2 separate regions of the Homo sapiens genome follow, and region 2 is linked to region 1. Evidence: read pairs that join two places in POLR2A ChIA-PET (ENCODE). Cell type or tissue: OCI-LY7. All regions are shown on one strand. Links, peaks and the distances in the headings refer to the core of each region. The heading gives the core; the rest is flanking DNA.

Region 1 (15,828 bases), core at 433-4,432:
TTCCATACGTTATTTTCATTTACATATTTTTCATATCATTTGTACACAAGAGGGTGCCTTTAACCCCCGTATTTCCTTATTGAGTTAGAATTCTCTCAGAGGAAAACAGGTTTTTGTGGTGTTTGTTTCCATATTATTCTATTGGCTATTTTAGAAATATTTTCTCGCTGGTGGGCTGAATTTTGTGCCTCGAGGTCTTCATGGATTACATTTCTTTTCTTAGATCTTAGCAGTTATCTCTGTCATCTGAAGAGCCCAAGGCCTTGACCACAAACTCCTAATTTAAGTTCCAGCTGGAAAATCCAAAATGCAGACAGCTCAGGCCTAAGCCACAGACTTCAGGGTCCCTGAGCAGGAGGCGAGGGGAACTCTGAAGGCGAGGCTGCCCTCTGTCATGTCCTCCCATGGTGCCCATCTGTCTTTCCTTTTGATCCCGCTGTTCTTTGAATTTTCTCAGCATCCCTGTTGAGGTGGTAGGTGTTTGTCAGGCTAACTTAAGGACTTAAGTAATTATACTGGGGGACATGGGGGAGTTAATAGACTTTTTTTTTTCCTTTTGAGACAGGGTCTTGCTTTGTTACTGAGGCTGAAGTGCAGTGGTACAATTACGGCTCACTGTAGCCTTAACTTCCTGGGCTCAAGCAATCCTTCCACCTCAGCCTCCCGAGTAGCTGGGACTACAGGTGCACACCACCATGCCCAGCTAATTTTTTTTTTTTTTTTTTTTTTTGAGTCAAGAGTCTCACTGTGTCACCCAGGCTGGAGTGCAGTGGCACAATCTCAGCTCACTGCAACCTTTGCCTCCCAGGTTCAAGTGATTCTCGTGCCTCAGCCTCCCAAGTAGCTGGGACTACAGGCACCTGCCACCACACCCAGCTAATTTTTTTTTTTTTTTTCTTTGAGATGGAGTTTTGCTCCAACAAGTGTTGCCTAGGCTGGGTGGCGCGATCTTGGCTCACCGCATCCTCCGCCTCCTGGGTTCAAGTGCCTCAGCCTCCCAAGTAGCTGGGATTACAGGCATGTGCCACCACGCCTGCCTAATTGTGTATTTTTAGTACAGATGGGGTTTCTCCATGTTGGTCAGGCTGGTCTCGAACTCCTGACCTCAGGTGATCCGTCTGCCTCGGCCTCCCAAAGTGCTAGGATTCCAGGCATGAGCTTCCGCGCCCGGCCGCTAATTTTTGTATTTTTAGTAGAGATGGGGTTTCACCATTTTGGCCAGGCTGGTCTCGAACTCCTGACCTCAGGTTATCCACCCGCCTCGGCCTCCCAAAGTGCTGGAATTACAGGTGTGAACCACTGTGCCCAGCCTAATTTTGTATTTTTGGTAGAGATGGGGTTGCACCATGGTGGCCAGGCTGGTGTCAAACTCCTGACCTCAGATGACCTGCCTGCTTAGGCCTCCCAAAGCGCTGGGATTACAGTGTGAGACACTGTGCCCAGCCCCAGCTAATTTTTAAACATTTTTTAGAGACAGTCTCCCTGTGTTGCCCAGGCTGGTCTCAAACTCCTGGGCTCAAGTGATCCTCCCACCTTGGCCTCCCAAAGTGTTGGTATTACAGACATGAGTCACCCTGCACCTGGCAGACATTTTTTTTTTTTTTTTTAAATCAGGAAGTTTTAATGATACAGAAAGATGCTGGTTCCCTTCACATCAGTTGTTTCAGTTTTTTGTGAGTCTAGCTTCCTCTATGCATCCCATCATAGAGTCCCTTGCGGGGCAGAGCACACGTCCTGGGAAGCTGACATAGGATAGATCTACTCTTCCACCAAATAAAGTGTTTGTATGCTTTACAACATTTGCCTAAATTCTCTGTATTAAAAATAATTTTGTACGTCAGGTGCTGTGACTCACACCTGTAATCCCAACACTTTGGGAGGCTGAGGTGGGTGGATCACTTGAGGTCAGGAGTTCGAGATTAGCCTGGCCAACATGGTGAAACCCCGTCTCTACTAAAAATACAAATATTAGCCAGGTGTGGTGGTGTGTGCCTGTAATCCCAGCTACTCGGGAAGCTGAAGCAGGAGAATCGCTTGAGCCCAGGAGGCAGAGGTTGCGGTGAGCAACTATCTTGCCACTGCATTCCAGCCTGGGTGACAGAGTGAGACTCGGTCTCAAAAAAAAAAGAAAAAAGAAAAAAAGAAAAAAAAATCTTTATTTCTTTGCATGATGTGTAATGCAGTAACATTACAATTTCTCTTTTTTGAAGACATTGTATCTCAGTTTGGAATGGAAACTGTTATCTTACACACAGCACTGATGCTAAAGAAAAGAATTGTGGTGTATCACCCCAAGATAGAAGCGGTCCAGGAGTTCACCAGGTATCACCTCTAATTATAAAAAAGTGTTAACTTTGTTGGCAGACAGTTCGCAGCACTAGATGTTACTGTGTGCTCTGCTGTGTTGCACATTTGCTATAAATAGCATGTGGTGAAATACCACCTTTGGTCTGAAGTTTCTGTTTAGCTCTAGTAGTTCAAGGTTACTGATTTGGACTATTTATGACTATTTTAGAGCAGGGGATTAGCAAACTTTTCCTTGCCAGACAGTAAATATTTTAGGTTTGTGAGCCATATGGTCACTGCCCCAACTACTCAACTGCCTAGGTAGCACAAAAGCAACCATGGAGGACACGTACATAAATGACTCAGCATGGCTGTGGTCAATGAAATTTTATTTTCAAGGACAGGCAGCTAGGCTGTGGGCCATAGTTTGCTGACCCGTTTCAGGTAAATTGTTCCTTCTGTTCAGTTTTATCAAAGACTCTTTTTTTTTTCTTGTTTTAATTAAAAAGTTTTAGAGCAGGACAAAGACTCTTACTTTGATAGTACATATAGATTTTTTAAATTTTATTTTCATTTTTAGTAGAGATGGGGTCTTGCTGTGTTGCCCAGGGTGGTCTCAAACTCATAGGCTCCAGTGATCCTCATGCCTTGGCCTCCCAAAGTGCTGGAATTACGGGTGTGAGCCACTGTGCCCGGCCAAAATAAATGTAGATTTTGTTGTTGTTAATAATTTTTTTGCCAGGAGGGTCAGTTCAGGGCCAGGAGGTGCCTGCCAGGCCCTGTCCCCTCTAACAGCTCCCCCACCTGCCATACAGATTTTTAAAGATTTTTTGTTTACTAAATCTAACTTGTTATTAGGTCCTTTTAAATTTTTTTCATTTTTATTTTTTTTATATTTTTTGTCGAGATGGGGTTTCTGGGGTCTCACTATGTTGGCCAGGCTGGTCTCGATGTCCTAGGCTCAAGTGATTCTCCTGCCTCCGTTGAGATGATTACAGACATGAACCACCACACCCAGCCATTAGGTCCTTTTTTTTTTTTTTTTTTTTTTGGAGGCAGAATCTCTCGCTTTGTCACCAGGCTGGAGTGGTACAGTGGCGCGATCTTGGCTCACTGCAACATCCACCTCCCGTGTTCAAGTAATTCTCCTGCCTCAGCCTCCCGAGTAGCTGAGACTACAGGTGCGCACCACCACGCCCAGCTAATTTTTGTATTTTTAGTAGAGATGGGGTTTCACCATGTTGGCCAAGATGGTCTCGATCTCTTGACCTCGTAATCTGCCCGTCTCGGCCTCCTGAAGTGCTGGGATTACAGGCATGAGCCACTGTGCCCGGCCAGGTCCTTCTTTAAAAGCAAGAGGACTTAGCATTCGTGTTGGGTTTACTGTATGTCAGGCATTTTGTAAGATACCTTAAATTATTAAATTTACTCATAACAAGAACCCTGCAAGGAAGTATTTTTACCCTGTTTTATGAATGAGAAAATTAAGGTTGGCAGAGTATAGGTATAAGGTAATGAAAAGAACAAAGGCTTCATAGTCAGAAAGACCTGAGTTAAAATCTTGGGAGGGCAACTTATTAGCTCTGTGAACACATAAAAGATAATGTTGGCCGGGCATGGTGGCTCACACCTGTAATCCCAGCACTTTGGGAGGCTGAGGTTAGCAGATTGCCTGAGACCAGAAGTTCAGGACCAGACTGGGCAACACAGCAAAACCCCATCTCTATAAAAAAATACAAAAATTAGCCAGGCATGGTGGCATGCACCCGTAGCCTGAGCTACACAGGAGGCTGAGGTGGGAGAATCGCTTGAGCCCAGGAGGTGGAGGCTGCAGTGAGCCATGATCACGTCACTGCACCCCAGCCTGGACGACGGAGTGAGGCCCTGTCACAGAAACAAAACAAAAGGTATTGATTGTTTCTGAGCCTGTGTTCCTTTATCTGTAAAATGAAGATCGTAATATCTACTTACAAGTTTGTTAAGACTGGAAATAATTTATGTAAGATGCTTAACATGTACCTAGCCTGTAAGACACACTTTAGAAGTTATTATTGTTATGATCATGATTGCATCAGATTTTAAGTGAGAGAGACAGAACTTTCACCCTGCCCTCTCTGGGTCCAAAAGCCCATATTTTCTATCCCATCACCTTTTCCCCCTCTACGTATGCTCCTTAAACTGGAGCGGTCACAGCTTCTGAGATATTTAGCAGGGCACCAGGGGTTCATGAAGCCACAGATAAATTTGATACATCTTGTTGCAGTCATTATTCTACCATAAGTTTTTTTCAGAGAAATCTATGTCTTAGGGAAACAAACACACTTGGTTTGCGAGTTTTACTAAAATTTTAAATATAAATGGGAGACTTCCAGAAAATTTCTTGCTTGCAGAGGTGACTTTGAATTTTACCCTTAGACTCCCTTTCCATGGCAGTCTCCAGAGTGGGATTTTTCAGAGGAAAACCTTAGAAGCGTCACTCTTTGCTACCACAGGGATCTTTTGAAACTTCACCTTGAGCTTTCTGTAGCTGATCTGATCCCCAAAAGCAGAGTTTAAAACATTGCAGAGAGGCTGGGTGCAGTGGCTCACGCCTGTAATCCCAGCACTTTGGGAGGCCAAGGCAGGTGGGTCACCTGAGGTCAGGAGTTCAAGATCAGCCTGGCCAACATGGTGAACCCCCATCTCTACTAAAAATACAAACATTAACCGGGCCGTGGTGGCAGGCACCTGTAGTCCCAGCTACTTGGGAGACTGAGGCAGGAGAATTACTTGAACCCCAGAGGTGGAGGTTGCAGTGAGCCAAAATCGCGCCATTGCACTCCAGCCTGGGTGACGAGTGAAACTCCATCTCAAAAAAATAAATAGTAAAACATTGCATTGCTTTAATTTGAAGCCCAGAGGTTAGCACATTTGGGGCTTGGTCTCACCTCTGTCCCTGATTAGCTGTAGACTCTACCCTCTTCATTTCCTTCTCAGGAAGAGGAGAAGGGGGCAGGCTGAGTCTTTAAGGTGTGGACCAGCAACAACTTGAGTTCTTGCCTTGATTCCCCAGGACTCTGCCTGCCCTGGTGTGGCACCGACAGGACTGGACCATCCTTCACTCTTACGTGCACCTCAACGCCGATGAGCTGGAAGCCCTGCAGATGTGCACAGGTAGACAAGAGGATCCCAGGGGAGGAACTGTTTCACTTTTTTTTTTTTTTTTTTCCTGAGACGGATTTTCACTCTTGTTGCCCAGGATGGAGTGCAATGGCACGATCTTAGCTCACCGCAACGTCCGCCTTCAATTCTCCTGCCTTAGCCTCCCAAGTAGCTGGGATTACAGGCATGTGCCACCACGCCTGGCTAATTTTATTCCACTTTAAAGAGGGTTTTTTGTTTTTATTTTGTGCATTCCCAAGTGGGATACTGATCCTTTATTATTTCTTTGGCACATGCAATCAATTTTTTGCCCTTAAATTTTTTTTTTTTTTTTAGTTTAAAAAAAAATTGTGGCCGGGAGCGGTAGCTCACACCTGTAATTCCAGCACTTTGGGAGGCCAAGGTGGGCAGATCACCTGAGGTCGGGAGTTCAAGACCAGCCTGACCAACATGGAGAAACCCCGTCTCTACTAAAAATACAAAAAATTAGCTGGGTATGGTGGCACATGCCTGTAATCCCAGCTACTTGGGAGGCTGAGGCAGGAGAAACACTTGAACCTGGGAGGCGGAGGTTGCGGTGAGCCAAGATCACACCACTACACTCCAGCCTGGGCAGCAAGAGCAAAACTCCGTCTCAAAAAAAAAAAAAAATTGTGGTAAAATGCATATAGGATTTACCTTTTTTTGGCCGGGCGCGGTGCCTCATGCCTATAATCCTAGCACTTTAGGAGGCTGAGGCAAGTGGATTGCCTGAGCTCAGGAGTTTGAGACCACCCTGGCCAACATGGGGAAACCGTATCTCTACTAAAATACCAAAAAAAAAAAAAAAAAAAATTAGCCGGGTGTGGTGGTGGGTGCCTGTAGTCCCAGCTACTCGGGAGGCTGAGGCACAAGAATCACTTGAACCCAGCAGGTGGAGGTCGCAGTGAGCTGAGACTGAGCCACTGCACTCCAGCCAGGGCGACAGAGCGAGACTCTGTCTCCAGAAAAAAAGATTTACCTTTTTTTTTGAGACCAGGTCTTCCTGTGTTACTCAGGCTGGTCTTGAACTCCCGAACTCAAGCGATCTGCCCATCTTGGCCTCCCACACTGTTGGGATTACAGGTGTCAGCTGCTACGCACAGCTACATTTACCTTTTTAACCATTGGTAAACATACAGTTCAGTGGCATTAAGTACATTCACGTTGTTGTTCAGCCATCATCAAAATGCAGCCTGTTTTTGGCTGGGCACAGTGGCTCACACCTGTAATCCCAGCACTTTGGGAGGCCGAGGTGGGGTGATCGCCTGAGCCCAGGAGTTCCAGACCAGCCTGGGCAACATAGGAGACCTGTCTTTTAAAATTTTTAAATTATAAAATAAAATTTAAAAAATGCAACCTATATTTAACTATTTAACCTGTAAAGTTTTTTTTTGTTTTTGTTTTTTTCTTGGGACGGAGTTTTGTTCTTGTTGTCCAGGCTGGAGTGCAATAGTGTGATCTCAGCTCACTGCAACCTCTGCCTCCTAGGTTCAAGCAATTCTCCTGCCTTAGCCTCCCTAGTAGCTGCGATTACAGGCACCTGCCACCATGCCCAGCTAATTTTTGTATTTTTAGTAGAGACAGGGTTTCTCCACGTTGGCCAGGCTGGTCTCAAATTCCTTACCTTAGGTGATCCACCCACCTCAGGCTCCCAAAGTGCCTGGATTGCAGGCATGAGCCATTGTGCCTGGCCGAACTTGTAAAGTTCTAGTCTTAAAAGTTTATCAGTGACTTTTTTTTTTCATCTTAACTTTTTAATTGTTATGGGTATATAATAGGTATATGTATTTATGGGGTACATATGATGTTTTGATACAGGCCTACAATGTATAATGATTACATCAGGGTAATTGCAGTATCCATCACCTCAAGCATTTATGATTTCTTTGTGTTAAGAACATTGTGATTCCACTTCTAGTTTTCTTTTTTTTTTTTTTTTTTTTTTTTGAGTTGGAGTCTCACTCTGTTGCCCAGGCTGGAGTGCAGTGGCACGATCTCAGCATACTACGGCCTCCACCTCCCAGGTTCAAGCGATTCTCCTGCCTCAGCTGCCTGAGTAGCTGGGATTACAGGTGTGCACCACCATGCCCAGCTAATTTTTTTGTATTTTTGGTAGAGAGTAGAGATGGGGTTTTACCATGTTGGCCAGGCTGGTCTCAAACTTCTGACCTCAGGTGATCCACCCGCCTCAGCTTCCCAAAGTGTTGGGATTACAGGTGTGAGCCACTGTGCCCAGCCAACTTCTAGTTATTTTTAAATATACAATAAACTATCATTCACTGTAGTCACCCTATTGTGCTATCAAATACTAGGTCTTATTCATTCTAACTATATTTTTGTATCCACTAACCATCCCAAATTTTCCCCCTCTCCCCACTACCCTTCCTAACCTCTGGTACCCACCATTCTACTCTCTATCTCCCTGAGTTCCATTGTTTTAATTTTTAGCTCCCCCAGATTAGTGAGAACATGCAAAATTTGTCTTTCTGTCCGTGGCTTCTTTTACTTAACATGATGCCTCCAGTTCCATCCATGTTGTTGCAAATGACAGGATTTCATTCCTTTTTATAGCTGCATAATATTCCACTGTGTATATGCACCACATTTTCTTTTCCATTCATCTGTTGATGGACACTCAGTTTGATTCCAAATCTTGGTGGTTGTGAACCGTGCTGCAGTGAACATGGGAATGGTGGTATCTCTTTGATACACTGATTTCCTTTTTTGGGGGTAAATACCCAGCAGTGGGATTGCTGGATCATATGGTAGTTCTATTTTTAGTTTTTCGAGGAATTTCCATACTGTTCTCCATAGTGACTGTACTAATTTACATTCCTACCAACAGTGTACGAGAGTTCTTTTTCTCTACATTCTTGCCATCGTTTGTTATTGCCTGTCTTTTTTGAGACAGAGTCTCCCTCTGTTGTCCAGGCCAGAGTGCAGTGGCATGCTCTCAGCTCACTGCAACCTCCACTTCCCTGGTTCAAGCAGTTCTCTTATCTCAGCCTCCTGAGTAGCTGGAACTGCAGGCACCCACCACCATGCCTGGCTAATTTTTGTATTTTTAGTAGAGACAGGGTTTCACCATATTGGTCAGGCTGGTCTCGAACTCCTGACCTCAGATGATCCACCTGCCTTGACCTCCCAAAGTTCTGGGATTACAGGCGTGAGCCACTGCGCCCAGCCGTCTGTATTTTTTTTTAGAGACAAAGTCTTGCTTTATTGCCTGGGCTTGTCTTGAATTCCTGGGCTCTGGGATTATAGGCATGAGCCACTGTGCCTGGCCATTTTCTTATGAAAATTTTTCTTTCTCTTTTTCTTTTCTTTTTTTTTTTTTTGAGACAGGGTCTTGCTCTGTCGCCCAGGCTGGAGTGCAGTGGCTCAGTCTCGGCTCATTGCAACCTCCACTTCCTGGGCTTAAGCCATCCTTCTACCCCAGCCTCCCAAGTAGCTGGGACTACAGGCACGTGCCACCATGCCTGGCTAATTTTTGTATTTTTTTTTTTGGTAGAGATAAGGTTTCACCATGTTGCCCTGGCTGGTCTCGAACTCTTGAGCTCAACAGTCCTCCCGCCTTGGCCTCCCAAAGTGCTGAGATTATAGGTGTGAGCTACTGTGCCTGGCCTAAACATTTTTAATGTTTTTTATTTCCCAGTGAAGTTATTAATTTATCTGGAATAATTTTTTGTGTAGTGTGTGAGTTTGGGATCTGACTGAACTTTTTTACCCTATGGATAACCACTTGGACCAGGACATTTATTGAATAATCTCTTTCTTTTTTCAGTAATGAGTAATATTACTTGTCATCTGTCACATTTTCTCATTCATGGGTGGGCCTGGGTCTGGCTCTCAGTAGTAGGTTTTGTTTTTGTTGTTTTTTAAATTATTTTGTTTTATCTTATTTTATTTTATTTTTTTGAGACAGAGTCTCGCTCTGTTGCCCAGGCTGGAGTGCAGTGGCGTGATCTTGGCTCACTGCAACTTCCATCTCCCAGGTTCAAGCAATTCTTGTGCCTCAGCCTCCCGAGTAACAGGGACTACAGGCATGTGCCACCATGCCCAGCTAATTTTTTTTTTTATTTTATTTTTAGTAGAGATGGGGTTTCGCCATGTTGCCCAGGCAGGCCTCGAACTCCTGAGCTCAAGCAATCCACCCGCCTCAGCCTCCCAAAGGGCTAGGATTACAGGCATGAGCCACTGCGCCTGGCCACCAGCTAATTTTTGTATTTTTAGTAGAGACAGGGTTTCATCATGTTGGCCAGGACAGTCTCAAACTCCTGGCCTCAAGTGATCCTCCCACCTCGGCTTTCCAAAGTGCTGGGATTACAGGCAGGAGCCACTGCCCCCACCTGTTATTTTTTAACTGTCCTTGCTTGGTAAAGTAAAACTCTAGGAATGATAAATTGGTCCTGTATTAGTGTGTTCTTGCACTGCTATAAAGAAATAACTGAAGGCCGGGTGGGATGGCTCATGCCTGTAATCCCAGCACTTTGGGAGGCTAAGGTGGGTGGATCACCTGAGGTCATGAGTTCAAGACCAGCCTGACCAATATGGTGAAACCCTGTCTTTACTAAACATACAAAACTTAGCCAGGTGTGGTGGCATATGCCTGTAGTCCCAGCTACTCAGAAGGCTGAGACAGGAAAATTGCTTGAACCCAGGAGGTGAAGGTTGCAGTAAGCCAAGATCGTGCCACTGCCCTCCAGCCTGGGCAACAGAGCAAGACTCTGTCTCAAAAACAAACAAAAAGGCCAGGCACAGTGGCTCACGCCTGTAATCCCAGCGCTTTGGAAGGCTGAGGCAGGCGGATCACGAGGTCAGGAGTTCGACACCAGTCTAGCCAATATGGTGAAACCCCGTCTCTACTCAAAATACAAAAATTAGCCAGGCGTGGTGGCGCACACCTGTAGTCCCAGCTACTCAGGAGGCTGGGGCAGGAGAATCTCTTGAACCTGGGAGGTGGAGGTTGCGGTGAGCCGAGATCATGCTACTGCACTCTGGCCTGGGTGACAGAGCGAGACTGTCTCAAAAAAAAAAAACAAAAAAACTGAGACTATAATTTATAAAGAAAAGAAGTTGAATTGGCTCACAGTTCTGCAGGCTGTACAGCAAGAATAGTGGCTTCTGCTTCTGTGGAGGCCTCAGGAAACTTACAATCATGGCAGAGGGTGAAGGGGAAGCAGGCACGTCTTACATGGCTGGAGCAGGAGAAAGGTGGGGGAAGGTGCCGTCCACTTTTAAACAACCAGATTTTGTGAGAACTCAATCACGAGAACCACACTAAGAGGATGGTGCTAAACCGCTCATAAGAAATCACCCCCATGATCCAGTCACCTCCGACCCGGCCCCACCTCCAACATTGAGGATTACAGTTCGACATGAGATTTGGGTGGGAACACAGATCCAAACCATATCAGTCTCTCCTCAAATAATTTTTTTTTTTGGTAATTGTATTGCTCTGTGAAATCAAAAAAATCTGGGAATCATTGTTCTAACACCAATCCCAGAGATCTGCTAATTCCTGAGTTGCCCTGAACCCTTAAAGATGATGCCATTTCCACTCTGAGAACCCAGGCATTTGCCATTGATTTCCTGAAGGCAAAGACCTGAAGGGGGAACATCAGTCAAGAGAGTCCTTGCTACCTTCTGCCACAGCTGTCATTCTTGACCCCAAGAGCAATGATTGGAAAGTAAATGCCCTACTTCAGTCTTGTCCTTGACACTGATGGATAATTTTGGAATATCTGGCGTTGTGTGAATATCTTCAGGCAACTGATAGTAATGTAGTCTTACTAACTGCCACAGGGTACAGCTAATGTTCCCGAATGAATAAAGCAGTGAAAGAGAGCAGTCGATGAGCTTTTAGACCCAATTCTTTTGATGGGTTCACCATATTTCTTCCTACTCCAGTAAGGTTGCTCATGTTTGTGATGCAGGTTACGTCGCTGGATTTGTAGACTTGGAGGTGAGCAACAGACCAGACCTCTATGATGTGTTTGTGAATCTGGCAGAGAGTGAGATTACCATTGCTCCCCTTGCAAAAGGTTTGTTCTCTGTTCTGTTCTTGATACAAGATATAAGCCAAACAGTTGTACATTTTTAGGCTGATTCTCTAAAACCAGTATGTGAGGGCTGGCTTACCAACTCTGCTGAAGATGGATATTTCCGTGTCTAGAACACAACATTTATTCCTATAAACATAGACATATTAGCAGAACATCCCGGGTGCTTATGCAGCAGAGTGTATATTAAGAAGTTAAATAGTCTGTTCATCTTGTTTCACTACTTTTGTGTTTAAACAAGGTGTATTATCTACTGCCACATAACAAATCACTTCAGAACTTAGCGGTTTATTTTCTTAATTTTGAAATGTTTCTGAGTCATACAGAACTCAGTGGTTTAAAACAACACATATTCCTTTTTCTTTTCTTCTTCTTTTTTTTTTTGGCAGAGTCTTGCTCTATTTCCCAGGCTGGAGTGCAGTGGCCTGATTTTGGCTCACTGCAGCCTATGCCTCCCGGGTTCAGGTGATTGTCATGTCTCAGCCTCCCGAGTAGTTGGGTTTACAGGCATGCACCACCATGCTCAGCTAATTTTTTTTTTTTTGAGATGGAGTCTTATGCCCAGGCTGGAGTGCAATGGCACGATCTTGGCTCACTGCAACCTCCGCCTCCCAGGTTCAAGTGATTCTCCTGCCTCAGCTTCCCGAGTAGCTGGGATTACAGGCACCCGCCACCGCACCCAGCTAATTTTGTATTTTTAGTTAGTGATGGGGTTTCACCATGTTGGTCAGCTGGTCTTGAACTCCTGACTTCATGATCTGCCTGTCTTGGCCTCTCAAAGTGCTGGGATTACTTACATATGTGAGCCACTGCGCCTGGCCTAATTTTTGTATTTTTACTTGAGACAGGGTTTCACCATGTCGGCCAGGCTGGTCTCGAATTCCTAGCCTCAAGTGATCCACTGGCCTCAGCCTCTCAAAGTGCTGGGGTTACAGGCGTGAGCCATCATGTTCTAAAACAACACATATTTATCTCACAGTTTTGGCGGATCAGGAATGACTTATGTAGAGGTAGTTTGGCTCAGGAAGTTTCAGTCACGATATCCCAGAGCCACAGTCATCTGAAGGCTCCACTGGGGCTGGAACATCCGCTTTCAATGTGCATGGCTGTTGGCAGGAGGCCTCAGTTCCTTCTGCCATGGGCCTCTCCATAGGGTTGCTTGAGTGTTCTTACAATATGACAGCTGGCTCCCCAGGAGTGAGTGACCCGAGAGAGAAAAGGAAGTCACAGTGCGTTTTATAATCTTGCCTTGATAGTCACCATTACTTCCTCCATATGCTATTTGTTAGAAGCAAATCACTAAGTTTAGTCAACACTTGAGAGAGGAATGTCTCCACCTCTTGAAGAAAGGAGTATCAAAAAATATGTAGGCGTTTATCACTACACAGGGTTAAATGTGACTCCAGTATGGAAAATCTTTTTGAAGCATGTCTTAGTAAGCATAAGGGAATGAAGCTGTTCTTAGAGCTAATGATCAGGAAAGGGTGTACTAGTGTTAGAGTGGCATTCTTAGACATTCTAAATTGTTCCAAATTAGGCCGGCCATGGTGGCTCACGCCTGTAATCCCAGCACTTTGGGAGGCCAAGGCGGGTGGATCACGAGGTCAGGAGATCGGGACCAGCCTGGCTAACACGGTGAAACCCCGTCTCTACCAAAAATACAAAAAATTAGCCGGGCGTGGTGGCAGGCGCCTCTAGTCCCAGCTACTCGGGAGGCTGAGGCAGGAGAATCAGTTGAACCCGGGAGGCAGAGCTTGCAGTGAGCCGAGATCGCGCCACTGCACTCCAGCCTGGGTGACAAAGCAAGACTCTGTCTCAAATAAATAAATAAATAAATAAATTGTCCCAAATTACAGCTACATAAAGTAGAAAAGATTGGCTTAAATGCGTGTTGAGCACTACTCAGGTAGTGGTTTTAGATGGGATTACTGATTAACAGCTTTGTTTTGTCACTTATCTTTCTCCTAAAAGTGGGGGCAGCTGAATGCTGACTCATTGGGAATTGTTAGATTCGATTATGTGAGGTTTTATTGAAAAATTCAAATTAATAGAACCATAACTGGCTTTCCTTTAATTCGTTTTAAAATTGCAAACATAATGCATGCTCATGATGAAAAATTCAAACTATGGGGTCAGATCTTTACGAAATAACTGCCTTTTGCAAAGCGAAAGTGAAAGAAAACTGGCTGTGGCTAGGGCCACTTAAGCAGCTGAAGCATTAGGACCAGAAAGGGTGGCCATCTTCCTGCTGCCCTGTGTTGCTCTGTGTCTATAAAAATGGGCTCATCCTAATCCGCACCAGTTGAATGGAGTCTGTCTCTTGAAGTGACAAACAAGTTTCTGTTAACCTCCTCAGTGCAGACAGTAGCAATGTATGTAACCAGGCTAACTTAGGTGGTTTCCTTTGCTCATTTCTAAGAATCTAAACGAATTGAGCGCCCAGCTGGCTTCTGCAGAACTGACAGGAAGCTCCTCTTTCACAATATTCCCGCCAAAAAGATACATTTCTTAACTGTAAAGAGCTGGACTAGAACGTCAGACTCTTGGCTTATAGTCATGACTTAGTTGTAGTCAGAATTGTTCATTATGCTTTGTCTGGGAAGAAAAATAAAAATTTTGGTCAGGTGGGTGTGAAGGGGAAATCTGGTTTGGTGTGATGTGTTTTTATGTTTGCCCAGAAGTATAAATCACGATTATATTATGCCTTTCCTCCCAGCATGTTGTCATATTTGTGTCTAGTGATAAAATGGACATGTGGGAGGTTATCAGCTGCTTTTTGAAAATTCCCTCAGTGTGGTCTTCCAAGTTTTCAGATAGATGGCATGATTATTTTTTATGTCGATTTCTAAATATTCACCTTCTTGATCTCACCAGAGGCCATGGCAATGGGCAAACTGCACAAAGAAATGGGTCAGCTAATTGTTCAGTCTGCAGAAGATCCAGAGAAATCAGAGAGCCACGTTATACAGGTAACTCCCTCACCTTCTGACTTACTGAAAGTCCTGACCCGGTGTCGCTGGGTGGTGTGCGGCAGAGCTGTGCACATAAGCAGAGTGGGGGGCTGTGGTAGAGGCCAGCGGGCAGGTGCTTAGAGAGGGTTTACAGACGGCCACAGTGATGATGGACAAGCAGGTGCAGGCTGGCCTGATCTAGTTAGTTACTGGGCTCGAGGGCAGGTATACACAGGGGCTGGTGCTGACACCGACCGCTGGCAATGAGAAATGTAACTACCAAGTGGTCTGGAAGGCTTTTCTGGGCCAGCCAGTGCATTCTTTCTTCCTAGGAGAATTTCCCTGGAGGAACAAATTATAAAGGGGAGGTTGTTGCTGAGCATGGGGAACTAGATTGTCAAAATTTTGCTTTGCTTGTCTCCAGGACAACAGAAATCATGCAGTCAGACTCCTGTCCCACTTAGTGACTGTTGCCACATGCCGCAGAGCCAGCTCCTTGCTGGTGTCTACCTGGCATGCTGACCAGCGTCCATGTGGCCCAGTGGGCACCTGCTCTGCCCTTGCCAAACTGGGATGGCAAATGGGTTTTATTTCTTGTGCTTTCCACGTGGTGGCCTGCAGCCCGCCCAGCTCCTTGCATTTGGCCTGTTCCCAGCTCCTTGCTCCTCTCCTGAAGGATACACTTCCAGCGTTGCCTTATCTAGATGCCTGACTCATAACCTGGGGCTGGAGGGCCCAGAAGGACTGTCTCCCATCTGCACCTGTCCTACCTGGGGGTACGGGGGCACCTCTGATATGCAGGCTTTACTCATTCGGCCCAACCTGATGCCTTCTTCATTTATCCATTCATTTACTCAGTGTTTCTTGAGCTCTGTTTGTTAGGCATTGCACTGGCAGTGGGGATGCAGTGGTGAGCAAATCCCTGCCCTCATGGAGTCTGTAATTTAGTGGAGTAGATGCACAGAAAATAATAAATGACAAGATAATTACAGCCCATGTTAGGTGCTGTGACAGAAGGGGTTGAGGTGGAGAATATTGGGGGATGGGTAGGCCAGATCTCTAAGGAGGTGACATGTCAGCGGAAAGATGAGAGGGGCCATTTCTCTGCAGTGCTGGTGGCCTGGCCAGCTGTGAGCAGGAAGAGTGGGCTGATCTTGCCCTGAGGACCTGAACACTGGAGACTCTGGGGCCGCTTCTTTCCTACCATGGGAATCCTCACTGCCCACCTACCCCCAACATTAGAGTAAAGACATATTCTTACAATATCAGCAACATATGTGAATCTGAGTTTTGCATTACTGTGTTGTTCACAGACTAAAAGTGCTACCTAGATGACTTAGTATGACGTATGAGACCTTGGGGAGGGC
Region 2 (16,141 bases), core at 2,137-6,136, 52 kb before region 1:
GCTTCCCGTTCCCCTTCCACCATGATGGTAATTTTCCTGAGGTCTCCCCAGATGCAGAAGCCACTATACTTCCTATACAGCCTGTGGAACCATGAGCCAATTAAACCTCTTTTCTTTATAAATTACCCAGTGTCAGGTACTTCTTTTTTGTTTGTTTGTTTGAAAAGGAGTCTCACTCTGTCGCCCAGGCTGGAGTGCAGCGGCACGATCTCAGCTCACTGCAACCTCCGCCTCCCGGGTTCCAGCGATTCTCCTGACTCAGCCTCCTGCGTAGCTGGGATTACAGGTGTGTGCCACTATGCCCAGCTAATTTTTTGTTATTTTTAGGAGAGACCGGGTTTCGCCATGTTTGCCAGGCTGGTCTTGAATTCCTGACCTCAGGTGATCCACCTACCTCAGCCTCCCAAAGTGCTGGGATTACAGACGTGAGCCACCACACCCATCCTCGGGTATATATAGCAGTGCGAGAACATACTAATACACCTAGCCTCTTCATATTTACCACACACAGCTTAATTAGTTTTCCTAGAGCCTCCATGAAATAAGCCATGACTCTTCTTGCCCATCATTACTTCTTCTCTTACTAACTGGCCCACGGTATTCCCCAGAGCCAACCCAAGTCCTGCTAGATCAAAACTCCCACCAATTTAACCCCTGCTCACCCACTGGCGCGGAACTGCCTCAAGTGAACAGTGATTGACACCAGTGCTTCCCTGTCCATACATCAGAACCCTTGGCACTGAATCAGAATTCCCAGTATTTAATCATGAGTTATTAAACCTGACCACAAAGTTTTCTGCCCAAAGCTACAAAAATCCTCAAATTAATACTAACCATATCATTAATAAGGCCAATTCGTGTCGGTGGGGCTTGAAGACCTAGTAGTGTTGCAAGGCGACGCTGTTTTTCAACTATAATGCCATCCATATCCAGAAGTCGAGCAATATCCGTACGCTCAGGAGTAATAGGGATGGAAAGAGTGGCTAAAAGGACTCTAGTAGACATTCTATGGAGAACAAAGTTTTAAATCTGTTAGGTTTGTAAATGATACTTGGTAAGCAGAAAAGCACTTCTCTTTAATCTTACGGTAAGGCGTGCTAGTGACAGAACGTGTACATCACCATGGTGCACTATACTCATAAATATTATTCCATCAAAGCATGGGAGTAAGAGAAATGGGCTGTGTTTAAACGAATACTTGGAGAATCAGGACTTCATCTATCCACTCAGTACTGTCAGTGTTTTCTAGCTTCAGAAAAAGATTGTGATTGACCAGGCGCGGTGGCTCACGCCTGTAATCCCAGCACTTTGGGAGGCCAAGGGGGGCACATCACGACGTCAAGAGATCGAGACCATCCTGGCTAACACGGTGAAACCCCATCTCTACTAAAAATACAAAAAATTAGCCAGGCGTAGTGGTGGGCGCCTGTAGTCCCAGCTACTCAGGAGGCTGAGGCAGGAGAATCGCATGAACCCGGGAGGCGGAGCTTGCAGTGAGCCAAGATCGCGCCACTGCACTCCAGCCTGGGCGACAGAGCCAGACTCTGTCTCAAAAAAGAAAAAAAAAGAAAGAAAAAGATTGTGATTAAATGACAGAAAACACACATTCATATACCCCAGACTTCCTTACAAAATTAAGGCAGGTTTAAAAACTAAGGAAATGGCTAGGCGCAGTGGCTCACGCCTGTAATCCCAGCACTTTGGGAGGCCGAAGCAGACGGATCACCTGAGGTCACGAGTTCCAGACCAGCCTGGACAACATGGTGAAACCCCATCTCTACTAAAAATGCAAAAATTAGCCAGACATGGTGACAGGCGCCTGTAATCCCAGCTACTCAGGAAGCTGAGGCAGGAGAATCAGTTGAACCCAGGAGGCGGAGGGTGCAGTGAGCCAAGATTATGCCACTGGACTCCAGCCTGGGGGGCAGAGTTAAGACTGTCAAAAAAAAAAAAAAAAAAAAAAAAAAAAAAAAAACCTAAGGAAGTAAGTGGCAATAAGGCAGAAAAAAATTTTAAGAATCAGAAGTGAACACTATTATGGTAGTGAGGGAGAGGGGGAGACAAGAACCAGGAGCTAAATTTTCACATCCCTGAAAGACAAGAAGTCAGGCTGCATTCAGAGCATGGCAGGACCCCAAAGACTGCGAGCCCTGGAGCTGAAGGGCTAGCATCTCCCCTTCGCCATTTCCAAGACTGTGACCGTAGGCAAGATACTTAATTTTCTGAGTCATAAGGCTACTGCAAAGATTAAACCAAATAATGTACTAAGAGCTAGACAGCCTAATGCTCACTATTATTGTAGTACTCTCTGAAGGCAAGCTTATGTGTCTGGAAGAACATGTTTTTCCTTAAAACAAACAGATGTGGACCAGGCGCAGTGGCTCATGCCTGTAATCCCAACACTTTGGGAGGCCGAGGCAGGTGGATCACCTGAGGTCAGGAGTTCAAGACCAGCCTGGCTAACATGGTGAAACCCCGTTTCTACTAAAAATACAAAAAAAATTAGCCAGGCGTGGTGGCGCACGCCTGTAATCCCAGCTACTTGGGAGGCTGAGGCAGGAGAAGCGCTCGAACCCGGGAGGCAGAGGTTGCAGCGAGCCAAGACTGCGCCATTGCACTCCAGCTTGGGCAACAAGAGCAAAATTCTGTCTCAAAAAAAAAAAAAGGATGTGAATTACATAAGTGACAGTGGATGCCATAACGGACACCATCCTCAAGAGTTTCTAAGAAAATATGCTAGTGGCCAAGCACAGTGGCTCATGCCTATAAATCCCAACACACTCGGAGCCTGAGGCAGGTAGATCACTTGAGACCAGAAGCTTTGAGACCAGCCTGGGCAACATAACGAGACCCTGCCTCCACAAAAAAAATTAAACATTAGCTGGACGTGGTCGCGCTCGCCTGTAGTCTCTGCTACTCAGAAGGCTGAGGTGGAAGAATAGTCTGAGCCCAGGAGTTCAAGGATGCATGCAGTGAGCTACAACACACTACTACACTCCATCTGGAGCAAGGAAGCAAGACCCTATGAGAAAGGAAAGAAAGACCGTATCAGAAAGCAAAGACATAGAGAACAAAGAAGAGAAAGAAAGAAAATATACTAGTGGGACTCATTTAATTGGTCCCATGAATTGCTCTAAAATAGTTTTACATAAGAAAGACAATTTGCTTTACATAATTCTACTGGATAACAAAATAATTGGTGGACCAATACAAGAAAACAGGTGGTATGTGTGTTGCCTAAGTCCAATAGCATTTTTTTTTTTTGAGATGGAGTCTTGCTCTATCGTCCAGGCTGGAGTGCAGTGGCACAATCTCAGCTCACCACAAGCTACGCCTCCCAGGTTCAAGCCATTCTCCGGCCTCAGCCTCCCGAGTAGCTGGGATTACAGGCGTGCACCACCACACCCAGCTGATTTTTGTATTTTTAGTAGAGACGGGGTTTTGCCATGTTGGCCAGGCTGGTCTTGAACTCCTAACCCTAAGTGATCCACCCACCTTGGCCTCCCGAAACTGCTGGGATTACAGACATGAGTCACTGCGCCAGGCCAGAAATGTATTTTTTTTTTAAGTGACAGAAAACAGGTTATACGTAACGTTAAAAATAATAAAATGGAAGACTATGCCTTCGGGGCTCATTTCTATAGTTTGTTGCTAGAGAAGTTTCTCTGAACGTGTGGAGCACAGGGAAAAAATTGGTCTATAGGTTGTTGGGTTATAGACCCTTCCTTTTATATTCATATGTATTTATATGAGAATAAACATGACCCAAATATTCTACACTTAATATTTTGCAATCAGGAAAAAATGACTTGATAGAAGTATTTACCCTGCCAGGCGTGGTGGCTCACACCTGTAATCCCAGCACTTTGGGAGGCCGAACCAGGAGGATCATCTGAGGACAGGAGTTCGAGGACAGCCTGGCCAACATCATGAAACCCCATCTCTACCAAAAATACAAAAAATTAGCCAGGCATGGTGGTGCACACCTGTAATCCCAGCTACTCAGGAAGCTGAGGCAGGAGAATTGTTTGAACCCAGGAGGCGGAGTGAGATCGCATCATTGCACTCCAGCCTGGGCGATAAGAGCGAAGGCTCTGTCTCAAGAAAAAATAAAATAAAATAAAATACAAGTCAGGCGCGGTGGCTCACTCCTGTAATCCCAGCACTTTGGGAGGCAGAGGCAGGTGGATCATGAGGTGAGGAGTGGAGACCAGCCTGGCCAATATGGTAAAACTCTGTCTCTACTAAAAATGCAAAAATTAGCCGGGCATGGTGGTGGGTGCCTGTAATCCCAGCTACTCCAGAGACTGAGCCAGGAGAATCGCTTGAACCCAGCAGGCAGAGGATGCAGTGAGCCAATATCGTGCCACTGCACTCCAGCCTGGGCAACAAAAGACTCTGTCTTGCAAAAAAAAAAAAAAAAAAAGAAAAGGAAAAAAAAGTATTTTTCTTAATTTTCTATTTGTTCTGAGAATAGACTCCACCTCTATGTGGATAGAAAGCTCATCCGTTAAATGTGTTTTTCCTAATATTCAAATTTCTCAATTGGGCTTTTAGCGGAGTTACTTATCACCTGAGGTGAGGAGTTCAAGACCAACTACTAAAGTCCAAGAATACTGTTCAGGAAGGGCAATGTCTTGAGACGTCTTAATAGTCACAACTGGCGGTGGTTGCTACTGGCATCTAATGGGTAGAAGCTGAGGATGCTGCTAAACTGCTAAACCACCTGCAGTACACAAGACAGCCCCATGACTAAGAATTATCCAACCCAAAATGTCAGTAGTGCAGAGGCTGAGAAACCATGGCCTAAAATATACCATGTCATATAATAGACGATATTTGTTACAGAATTTCAACATTATCCAAGTATAACATTTTTACCTTTGCATCTCATCTTGTGTGAGATTCTTTCTCATTTCTCTAGAGAGATGGTAAAGACGATGGAGTGTAGATGCATGAAAAAGAGCATTTCCAGATTTCCAAAACACAGTTGAGACTTTGTTATAGTAATTTGCCATCAACTGAGGTTTAGGTGGTTTTTTAGACAAGGAGAATAGCCCGTGAATATCTTCCACAGCTTTGAATGCTTCCTAAAATTAGGAGTATAAATTAAAGTCATTGCATTCTATAACACGAAAAAAATCTAATTCAAATTTCTATGAAACCTACAACACAGAAAACATAAAAATAGCAAATAAAATACCTTTGTGTGGTTCTCTTTACTCATGTATATCTATTTTAGAAAACTGCCATAATTACAAAAACACTAACTCCTTAAACGTTTTAAAGTTCTTTAGGAAATAATGGGAAGTAGACAGAGCAGACTCAAGAAAATATTTGCATATTATCCCATCACTTCGGGCAATATAAAGAAAAAATCTAGAAGGATATACAACAGGTTATTTCTGAGTGATAAGATAATGGATGAATATTTCTCTTCTTTTAACTTATGGATTTTTTTCTATAATGGGCATGTTTACTTATCTTCTACAGGTAGTATTTTAAGATGGGTGTCCCTATAGAAAAGGAAACATGGGCAAGAACAAGACATCAAATCACACTTTCACTTGGCTCAAAGACTCCCAATTTTTAGTTTCTTCCTCTATAATTTCAATCAAATATTGTCCGTCAAATATACAAAAGACTTCAAGGTCACATGACTACAAAATTATATGGAACGTCTTTGTAGGATTCTTAGAGAAAAAGGGCCAGGGAGAGGACTAGCTTCCTAACACCATCAAGATCTCCAATGCAAGACAGGCAGCTAAAGCACCACTAAGAAATCTAGAATAATCTACAGCAGCACTTCTCCAAACAATCAGTAGTAAAGGATTCGGTTTGTTTTAAATTTCTGACCTCTTACCGAAGAATATAAAATACAAAATTACCACAAAAATGAAACAGAAAAAGCTCACTTTTTATCAGAGTAAAAACACACAAAATGTACAATAAAATTGCTACTAAGAAACTTTGCATATGCTTTTCTACTCTATACTTATTTCATCACAGACCAGATAGTTTACAGATGACACCAGTCATGAAACCACACTTCGAGCAGCACTGGCAATGTATTGTTTTATATGTCAAGAAACTGGGTCTGAAAGAGATTATATGGTTTGGTCCAGAATTCATAGAAGGCAACTAGAAACAAAATATTCTGAGATTTCTTGTTCAGAACTTTTCCCAGTCCATTAGGCAACTTTAATTCCTTACCTTATTGAAATTAACCAATGCATACCAAGATGAAGCTATTCATTAAGGGGGGAGAAAAGTAACACAGACTATTATTTCTAGGAAGAAAAGCTAATAGCTCCAACATACCTGCCACAATTCCATGCTGATAGCACTGTCCAGCTGAACAAGTCTGGTTTCCAAATGCATGGACTGGCTCTCTGGATTATTAAGATTGATTGCCGTACTTTGGTTATGGTGGCGCTGAATCTGCGATAAGTGCATTCTCAAATTGTCACACAGTTTACGGAATTCAGCCTTACGCGTGTATTGGAGGCAGAATTTGAAAGCTATAAGCATAATTGTAAAATATATTAGGTACCTTCCACTATCTACTTAAATATTTGAATAGGTTTTATTTCACACATTAAGATCAGTTGTTTTAACAGGATTCACCAAACTCATCATTAGTCTTTGTGATGCAATGAGAATCAACTTATTTCATCCAGACTACCTTTTTGAGTGAGCCCTAACAAAACCAAAGACATAATCACTGGTCCTTGCTTACAACTAAAATGTGGTGCTGGCAGAGTTTACAAATGGGAAACTAGAATTTAGATCTAGGGGTCACCTTTCAAAGACCCACCACTTTAAATCCTAGGAGTAAAAAAATCTAGTATGAAATATAATGAACTTTGATATCTAACTTACATAGTAAGAAACAAGGTTCTGTACTAATTAAAACTACATAATACAAATTGAGGGCTTATAGTAACCTAATTTCAACTGATTACAGATGAACTACTTGTTCTGTCATTTAACTGGACACGTTAATTTTTTTACCGTCACATATGCACTATTAGATTATTTTTTAGATTTCCTTTCCCCTTAAAAATAGTTATGTCTATTTTAACAGGCCTAAAACAGAGATGCAGTTTAACTTCAAGTTAATATTTGTATCAACAGCTATCAAAAAGTCCAAATTTACTTGTATGAAAGTGAAAATTCAGCTGGGCGCGATGGCTCACGCCTGTAATCCCAGCACTTTGGGAGGCCGAGGTGGGTGGATCACAAGGTCAGGAGATTGAGACCATCCTGGCTAACACGGTGAAACCCCATCTCTACTAAAAATACAAAAAATTAGCCGAGCATGGCAGCGTGCGCCTGTAGTCCCAGCTGTTGGGAAGACTGAGGGAGAAGAATGGCGTGAACCTGGGAGGCGGAGCTTGTAGTGAGCCGAGATTGCGCCACTGCACTCCAGCCTGGGCCACAGAGCAAGACTCTGTCTCAAAAAAAAAAAAAAAAAAAAAAGAAAGAAAAAAAGAAAGAAAGTGAAAATTCAGGCTGGGCAGAGCTGTAATCCCAGCACTTTGGGAGGCTGAAGCAAGAGGATCACTTGAGTCCAGAAGTCTGAGACCAGCCTGAGCAACAATGCAAGATCCCAGCTCTTTTTTAAAAACTAAAAATAAATTAAAAAAAAAAAAAAAAGTAGAGAACTCAAGTTCACTAAAAAAAAAAAAAATGGAAAAGTTTATTTTTTCAGTTATACAGAGAATTCCAAAATAACTTTAAAATGTCTTTCATTATTACTGATGTTTGTGTAAAAAGAAAAAAAAAGATCTTTCAGATATCAATAAAATACAATTCACACAAAACTCCTTTAAAGAGTAAAACAAATTCCTTACTCAGTCATTTTGGTTTTGTTTTGTTTTGTTTTGTTTTGTTTTGTTTTGTTTTGAGACAGAGTCTTGCTGTTACCAAGGCTGGAGTGCAACAGTGCCATCCTGGCTCACTGCAACCTCCGCCTCCTGGGTTCAAGCGATCCTGCCACCTCAGCCTCCTAAACAGTTGGGATTACAGGCATACACCACCACGCCCGGCTAAATTTTTTGTATTTTTAGTAGAGAAGGGGCTTCACCATGTTGGCCAGGCCGCTCTTGAACTCCTGACCTCAAGTGATCCACCCACCTTGACCTCCCAAAGTGCTGGGATTACAGGTGTGAGCCACCACATCCGGCCGCAGTCATTTAATACTCATGTGAATGCCAACATTTCAATAAGGATAAAAACTAGTTCATTTTAAGTACTTTTCAGAAAATTTACTCCTCAGTCAATTTCAAAGCACTTCACTCAGATTTGATCTTCTCATCTTACCTTGCTGGGCAATATCATGGTACAGGCGCTCTACTCTAGAATTGTTTCTAAGAAGGTCCAAACACTGCCTGTAAGACTCCCACAGGAATTTAACCCATGGAGTTAAAAGTAATCTGTCAGTACGATCCTGAGTGTCTTCACCACTTACAGCACTTAGGAGAACACTACAAAGAAAAAAATGTTGAAAACAATTTTAGACAGTTTCCTACTTTGCCATGTGATTAAAAACCAAAACAATGTTCATCAGAAAACAGTGCAAATTCTTCCCACAATATGTACACACTGCAAAGGTGTCACTATCTACTCCCTGAATTCCCAATCTGCATTATGTTCATTTAAATTGGTATTTGCCCCTCTATCTTAAGGCTGTCATTTTCCACTTCTATGAATTTTTATTACCTACATAAATTAACTGGTTACTATGCATTTAAAACTTCAAAGATTTGCATTTTTTTCTGATAAACATCTACTTCAAAAGGAAATGAAGACCCATGTAAAAGAAAACACCAAGTTAACTATCAAAGCATTTATTAGAGGTCTAACCCACATACCTCTCAGGAGTTTGAATATTATCTAGATCCTCTATATCTAAGACCATCTGCTGAGATTCTTCTTTAGCAGCTTCAGTTTTTTCCTCTGCCATTTTCAAATATGCCCTAACAACATCCTCCAGAGATTTTATGTTCACCTAATCCAAAAAAACAAAAACTCTTCAGAACTTATTTTTCCATTGAACCATAAGATGTTTTAAAGGCAAATTTTTAAGAGAAATACAATATATTCACTTCGAAAGGTAAGTTCTTCGGCAGATTACTAAAAACACTTGTTAAAAATATACAACCCAGTTCCGTTTGTACCTGTTGACAAATGTTCTTATACTGGTATAACCCCTCCTTTGCCAAGTGGCTCTTGCGAAGATCCACGCAAAGTTCCAAGTATTTCAACATAATTGGTTCGTGTATCTTTTGCCATGTTCTATGTTTTTTACTTTTCATAACATCATAAAGAACATCCAGAGCAGGCTGCTTTTTGCCAACCTCAAGAAATTCTGAAAAATTCAGAAGAATTAAAATTAGTTATGTACACTATACAAGAGTCTAAACTTTACCTTTTTAAACAGCTATTTCAATTCCCCAACTCATTACCAACTTTTTACCAAGTTACATTTATTTTTGACTTCTAAAGCTATGCCATAATTATCAAAAGTAAAACAACAGAAAGACCTGTACTGTGTTGAAATATGATCTACAAGTAAAACTGAATCACTGTATTCCACTGTGATTTAAAAGTTCCAGGCCGGGCGCAGTGGCTCATGCCTGTAATCCTAGCAATTTGAGAGGCCGAGGTGGGCCAATCACTTGAGGTCTAGAGCTGGAGACCAGCCTGGCCAATACGGTGAAACCCATCCCTACCAAAAATACAAAAATTAGCCAGGCGTGGTGGTATGTGCCTGTAGTGCCAGCTACTGAGGAGGCTGAGGCAGGAGAATCACTTGAACCCAGGAGGCGGAGGTTGCAGTGAGCCGAGATCGCACCATTGCACTCCAGCCTGGGTGACAAGAGCGAAATTCCGTGTCTCAAAAAAAAAAAATAAAATAAATAATGTGTCGGTATTGGTTCATTAGTTGTTACCAATAAAAATCAACATGGGAGAAAGTGGGTGTGGTGTCAATGAAACTATGCACTCTCTTTGCAACACTCTGGAAATCTCAAACTGCTCTAAAAAATTCTTTTTTTTTTTAAATAAAAAAATAGAAAAATGGGGCCGGGAGCGGTGGCTTATGCCTGTAATCCCAACACTTTGGGAGGACGAGGAGGGCAGATCACTTGAGGTTGGGAGTTCAAGACCAGCCTAACCAAAATGGAGAAACCAAGTCTCTACTAAAAATACAAAATTAGCAGGGCGTAGTGGTGCATGCCTGCGGAGGCTGAGGCAGGGGAATTACATGAACCTGGGAGGCAGAGGTTGCGGTCAGCTGAGATGGCGCCACTGCACTCCGGCCCGGGCAACAAGAACGAAACTCCAACTCAAAAAAAAAAAAAAAAAAAAAAAGGGAAAAAAATGGAATACAAAGCAAAATAACTTATTTTTTTTCTTTTTTTTTTTTTTTGACATGGAATCTCGCTGTGTCGCCCAGGCTGGAGTACACTGGCGTCATCTCAGCTCACCGCAACCGATTCTCCTGCCTCAGCCTCCTGAGTAGCTGGGATTACAGGCACCCACCACAGGGCCCGGCTAATTTTTGTATGTTTAGTACAGACAGGGTATCACCATCTTGGCCAGGCTGGTCTCGAACTCCTGACCTCATGATCCACCCGCCTTGGCCTCCCAAAGTGCTGGGATTACAGGCATGGGTCACCATGCCCAGACAACTTATATTCTTTTGAATTTATTATCCCCTGAGCCCGAAGGCATTCTATGTGGTAACATTTCAAAACCCAGTTCCAATTTTAAGTTTTATGCATATTGTTTGTTTTGAAATACAGTCAAAAGCAATACCTTTGCCATTACATTATTTCTGACCAAGGTTAAAATTTATCTTAAATTTCCTCATCTTTTATTTTCTTTTGTACACTTAATAGACTGGGGGAGAAAGAGGTTATTTAACCTAAGTCAACTGGTTAAATTCATCTTAACATTCATTAATTGCAAATTTCACACACACACAAACTTCCCAATGAACATTTAAAAAATAATTTGGGGGAACTAAAACACTACACTAAAAAAAAAAAGGGGGGGAGCTTAAAACACTATATATATACATATATATATATATATCTCCTTTTTAAAAATATCATTGTTTATTTTCCTTGGAAAAAGACTTTTTTTTTTTTTTTTTTTTTGGACAGAGTCTTGCTCTGTCACTCAGGCTGGAGTGCAGTGGTGCAATCTCAGCTCACTGCAAGCTCCGCCTCCCGGGTTCACGTCATTCTCCTGCCTCAGCCTCCTGAGTCGCTGGGACTACGGAGCTCGCCACCACGCCTGGCTAATTTTTTTTTTTTTTTTTTTTGTATTTTTAGTAGAGGCGGGGTTTCACCGTGTTAGCCAGGATGGTCTCAATCTCCTGACCTCGTGATCTGCCCACCTCGGCCTCCCAAAGTGCTGGGGATACAGGCGTGAGCCACCGCACCCAGCCAATACTTTTTCTTTTAAGAGCTATCTGATAATGGCCGGGCGCAGTAGCTCACGCCATAATCACAGCACTTTGGGAGGCGGGTGGATCACGAGGTCAGGAGATCGAGACCATCCTGGCTAACACGGTGAAACCTCGTCTCTACTAAAAATACAAAAAATTAGCTGGGCCATGGTGATGCACGCCCGTAATCCTAGCTACTTGGGAGGCTGAGGCAAGACAATTACTTGAATTCAGGAGGCGGAGGTTGCGGTGAGCCGAGATAGCGCCACTGTACTCCAGCCTGGGCAACAAGTCTCCAAAAAAAAAAAAAAAAAGTTTGCTACAGGATAAATCACAAAACATACTGAAATAAATCTTTGTACAATACCTTATATGAAATCACATTTTTCACATGCAAATAATGACAAAACCCTTCACCACTGCATGAAAAAGTCCATCTTTCGCTGACTCCATCTTACTATCAAAAAAAAAACTTACTAAATGAAACAAAGATGTAATATATAACTAGATATTTTGTTGAAATAAGCCTTTCCTTGTTGTCAGGGGTGGGGGTGGGAGGGAAAAAACTTGCAGTCTTCTCCTGGTCTTCTCCTATATAGTGCATGTAAGGTTATTTTCTAAAATGTAACAGTACAGCCAGGCGCCTTGGCTCACACCTATAATCCTAGCCCTCTGGGAGGCCAAGGCATCACTTGCGGTCAGGAGTTCCAGATCAGCCTGGGCAACATGGTGAAACCTTGTCTCCACTAAAAACACAAAAATTAGCCAGGCATGGTGGTGCATGCCTGTAATCCCAAATACTCGGGAGGCTGAGACTTTAGAATCACTTGAACCCAGGAGGCGGAGGTTGCAGTGAGCCAAGATTGCGTCACTGCACTCCAGCCTGGGCAATAGAGGGAGAGACTCTGTCTCAAAAAAAAAAAAAAAAGAAAATGTAACAGTACATTAGGCGTTCTTCATAACTAACAAAAACAGTCTCTTATCAGCAAAAAACTTGGGAGTAAATGCGTTTAATGGAATTTATACTTTAAGAAAATCACAGCAGCAGCACTAAAATGACCTATTGTATCCAACTCCTAATCTAAAAAGGGCTTGCTTAAAGATGGAACTGAAACCATTTTTCACTTCCTGAACAGCCAATTAGAAGTTGATTCCTTAGCCAGGCGCGGTGGCTCACGCCTGTAATCCCAGCACTTTGGGAGGCTAAGGCGAGCAGATCACTTGAGGCCAAGGGTTCAAGATCAGCCTGGGAAATATGGTGAAAAAAATTAAAAAATTAGCTGGGCATGGTGGGACACACCTGTAATCCCAGCTACTTGGGAGGCTGAGGCAGGAGAATCGCTTGAGCCTGGGAGGCGGAGGTTGCAGTGGGCCGAGATAGTGCCACTGCACTCCAGCCTGGCCAACAGAGAGAGATTCTGTCTCAAATAAATAAATAAATAGTTGGAATGGGAACAGATTTTTCATAATCCATGACAGTGAGTCTTCTGCCTTTGTCCTAATTTATATACAAGAATTTAGTTCCTCCGAATTTTTTTTTTTTTTTGGAGAAGGAGTCTCGCTCTGTCACCCACGCTGGAGTGCAGTGGCGCAATCTCAGCTCACTGCAAGCTCCACCTCCTGGGTTCATGCCATTCTCCTGCCTCAGCTTCCTGAGTAGCTGGGACTACAGGTGCCCGCCACCACACCAGGCTAATATTTTTGTATTTTTACTAGAGACGGTTTCACTGTGTTAGTGAGGATGGTCTTGATCTCCTGACCTTGTGATCCACCCGCTTCGGCCTCCCAAAGTGCTGGGATTACAGGCATGAGCCACCACGCCCGGCCTCCTCTGAATTATTTAATAGTGGCCGGGGGAAGCTTTTGAGACTGGAAAGAACTATGATAAACTAAAGGTTCTATTTCAATACTTAAATATTGACTTCCAGATTAATATTATAGAAATAAAAATTAAAATCTAGAATTATAAACCTTACTGGATGGGTGAGCATTTGGAGCATACCTTTCAAATTCATTACTGAAAGTATGTATAAAGAAGTTTACATCAGCCCTTGATGTTTGCTAGTTTATTTGTGCAACAGACCAAATGGATATGCTATGTTACTCAATTTGTGGCCTTAATAGCTTTATTTTTCAAAGGCACTGGTTGTAGAACATAAACTATAATAAGGTCAGCAGCAGTTAGTGTGGCACCACTAATGATATAATATGAAAAAGGGGCCTTCTCCAAATGATTACAGGATACGAAATTCTTGCCTGTAACTGCTGGTCCAAGTTCTCACCTTCCTGAATGACTACTATAATTTTTCCCCCAAAAATTGCTCATATATATGCTTAGGGTGACCTGAACGACTATTCTACTTAAATTTATTTACATTTTATTAAGACAATGCAATAAATTAGGTCTAAATATTGTTAGGATCACAAATATTACATGTAAAACATTTAGATAAAATGAGATTATTTCCAATTAGGGGAATGCCCTTTGATCCTTCACTTATGTTTTGGAAGCAGTGCCCTGGACCATCCACGATCTGCTCACTTTGAGAAGGGATCCCTCACAATCCAAAGGTATGAGTTTCTACTCTGAAGGGAACGCATGCATCCCCATCCAACAGCTTCAAAGGGCTGCAAGGGACCACAGTCTTTTTTAAAAAGCTACACAAACAAAACTCAAGTTTCCCCCCCAGTGTCCCTCATCTTGCCTACTTTAATTTCAGATCCTTTCCTTAACCTGCCCTTCATGAATCAAGCCTGTGTCAATTTAGAAACAGGAAAAAAATGTTTGATGCACATTACATATCTTTTCTATATGAAGTTCTTATGAAGGTTCCAAAAAGAGAAGCGATAAAGGAAACAAGACCCGAACACACCAAATATATAATATGTAGGCCATTATAATGCTTTGGCCTACTAGCACGGGGAAAAAAAAATACCTGTTGGGCAAAGCATGCAAATGACTGTAAAACATCGACAACAGCCATGCAGAGTAGTAATTTCATGCAAATCATTTTGTATACTACAAATTCTAACTTTCGAAACGACGAAAAGTCATAAACTTTGCTACAGTTTGGTTTATAGTGACAAAGTTCCATTTCAATCTCTTCTTTCCGATGTATTAATAAACATCCTAAAACTGCTTGTCTGTTCTAACCATTAGATCACTGGTTATCATTAGAATGAATTAGTGCTCACATCTATGTTGTAGTTTCAATAGGTTTTTAAAACAATTACTCCATTCCACACAATGTGGAATTATCCTATTCCACAGACCAGTTCCCTCCCCGACAAAAAGTGTTACTTTTACTTTAAAAAGTATATGACCAACATATCTCTGGTTCTGCCAAATTATCAGTTTATGTGCTGACTCAAACTGCCATTTTCATAAGATGAATTTTCAAAGAAGCTAACAAAATAAGCTCTCCAAACATAAAACTGTAACTCACAAGGTATATTCATCTACAACATGGGTAAAACCCGAAACTTCTATTTCGGTGAAGGAAGGATGAAAATAAGAGCTATCCATGCCCTAACGATTAGAAAAATTGTCCGGTTAGAGGGGAAAAAAAAAACCCTACACAAAGTTTCTTAAGCCCAGAGCCTAGCCAAGAACATGTGCATCCCCAGAACGCCAATGTAATAAATGCCTTGGAGAGATCGGGGCACACAAGTTTTTCCCTCAAGCGCCAATGGCTGAAGTACACATATAGAAATAGAAATCGCAGACAGCAGCACTGTGGCAGAAAAAAAGAGAAAAAAGGACTGATCTGGATGTCAAGAGACGTTGGTTTTAAGTCTCTTGGCTCAACAACTCCCGGAGTGACCTTGGGGAAACCTCTCTCTAGGCCTGTTTCGTTATCTTTAAGAGGCGACCTGAAGTCCCTTTACATTAACTCTATTCCAACTTCCAGTGATTCGAAACAGGCTTTAGGACTGCTTCTAATCAATGCCAGGAAAAATGAAAAAACAAAAACAAAACAAAACAACAGGAATCAGGTTAAATGGGTCAGAGGCCCCTAAGTGGATATAAAGCAGCTGGGTAAAGGGTAAGTGGACGCCGACCCAGCAAAGCACTGAGCGCGGCTTGGAGAGCGGGGGTGGCTGCGGGAAGGCCGGGGGTGGGTCCGTAGGGCTCCCGGCCCGGGCAGGAGGTGGAGCCGAGGCTCTCGCGTGCATTGTCCCCGGGAGGGAGCCATGTTTCTTACTCCCCGGCACTCCCAGATGGCGGCCGGGGACGCGGGCCCTAAGCAGACCAAAGCCCCAGGGACCTGGAGAGCCAGAGGACGCAGGCAGCAAGGAGGGAGCTCCAGTCCGGGTAGGGGCTGTCTCCCGGGCTGCGGTCCCCGCGACGCACCCGGAGGCGGCAGGGGGAAGGAAAGGCCCCTGGGGCGACGGTTCCGGGCTACGCGCCTCCCAGACCCCAGTCGATAGAGTGAGAAGGAAACCCATGCCCAACCACCGGCTGGGACAGCGGCGGGCAGGCCGCATCGGTCTCCTCTCCCCGCGCGGGCCGGGCGGCGGAGCAGTGGGAAGCAGGCCCGCGCTCTCGACCTCGGAGGCCTCGGGCCGCCCCAGCCCGGCGCGCCCCGATCAGCTACTCACCGTTGGCGCGTTTGAGGGCATTTTCCGGCCTCTGAAAATAGGCCGGCATCTTGGCGGCAGGCTCAGCTCACCCGGCGT

The links. Peaks named below come from ENCODE experiments on the same cell type or tissue, not always from the same donor. Only the 100,000 strongest peaks of a DNase experiment are listed, where the experiment ranks them.
Region 2: POLR2A ChIA-PET joins it to region 1 with 5 read pairs; 14 of 35 experiments call an interaction of 5 or more read pairs at or near these places.

What each region holds. Positions count from the first base shown.
Region 1 is chr10:119,118,131-119,133,958 of GRCh38, forward strand. DENND10 (DENN domain containing 10) reads left to right here. Exons shown (of 9, transcript NM_207009.4): 5 at 2,211-2,322; 6 at 5,339-5,439; 7 at 11,385-11,492; 8 at 14,385-14,479. Among named protein-coding and RNA genes, the nearest start is that of DENND10, 22 kb to the left of the region's middle. RefSeq lists an enhancer at 2,427-2,721. In OCI-LY7, for the core only: no CTCF peak of the experiment used is centred there; DNase peaks (open chromatin) are centred at 1,651 and 2,451; H3K4me3 peaks cover 709 bases; H3K27ac peaks cover 1,848 bases.
Region 2 is chr10:119,064,565-119,080,705 of GRCh38, forward strand. It overlaps EIF3A (eukaryotic translation initiation factor 3 subunit A), which reads right to left. Exons shown (of 22, transcript NM_003750.4): 1 at 16,064-16,141; 2 at 9,183-9,373; 3 at 8,877-9,013; 4 at 8,326-8,489; 5 at 6,322-6,521; 6 at 4,882-5,090; 7 at 835-1,006. The coding sequence starts at 16,112. Among named protein-coding and RNA genes, the nearest start is that of EIF3A, 8.2 kb to the right of the region's middle. RefSeq lists enhancers at 2,041-2,542, 15,983-16,141 and a silencer at 15,718-15,977. In OCI-LY7, for the core only: no CTCF peak of the experiment used is centred there; no DNase peak of the experiment used is centred there.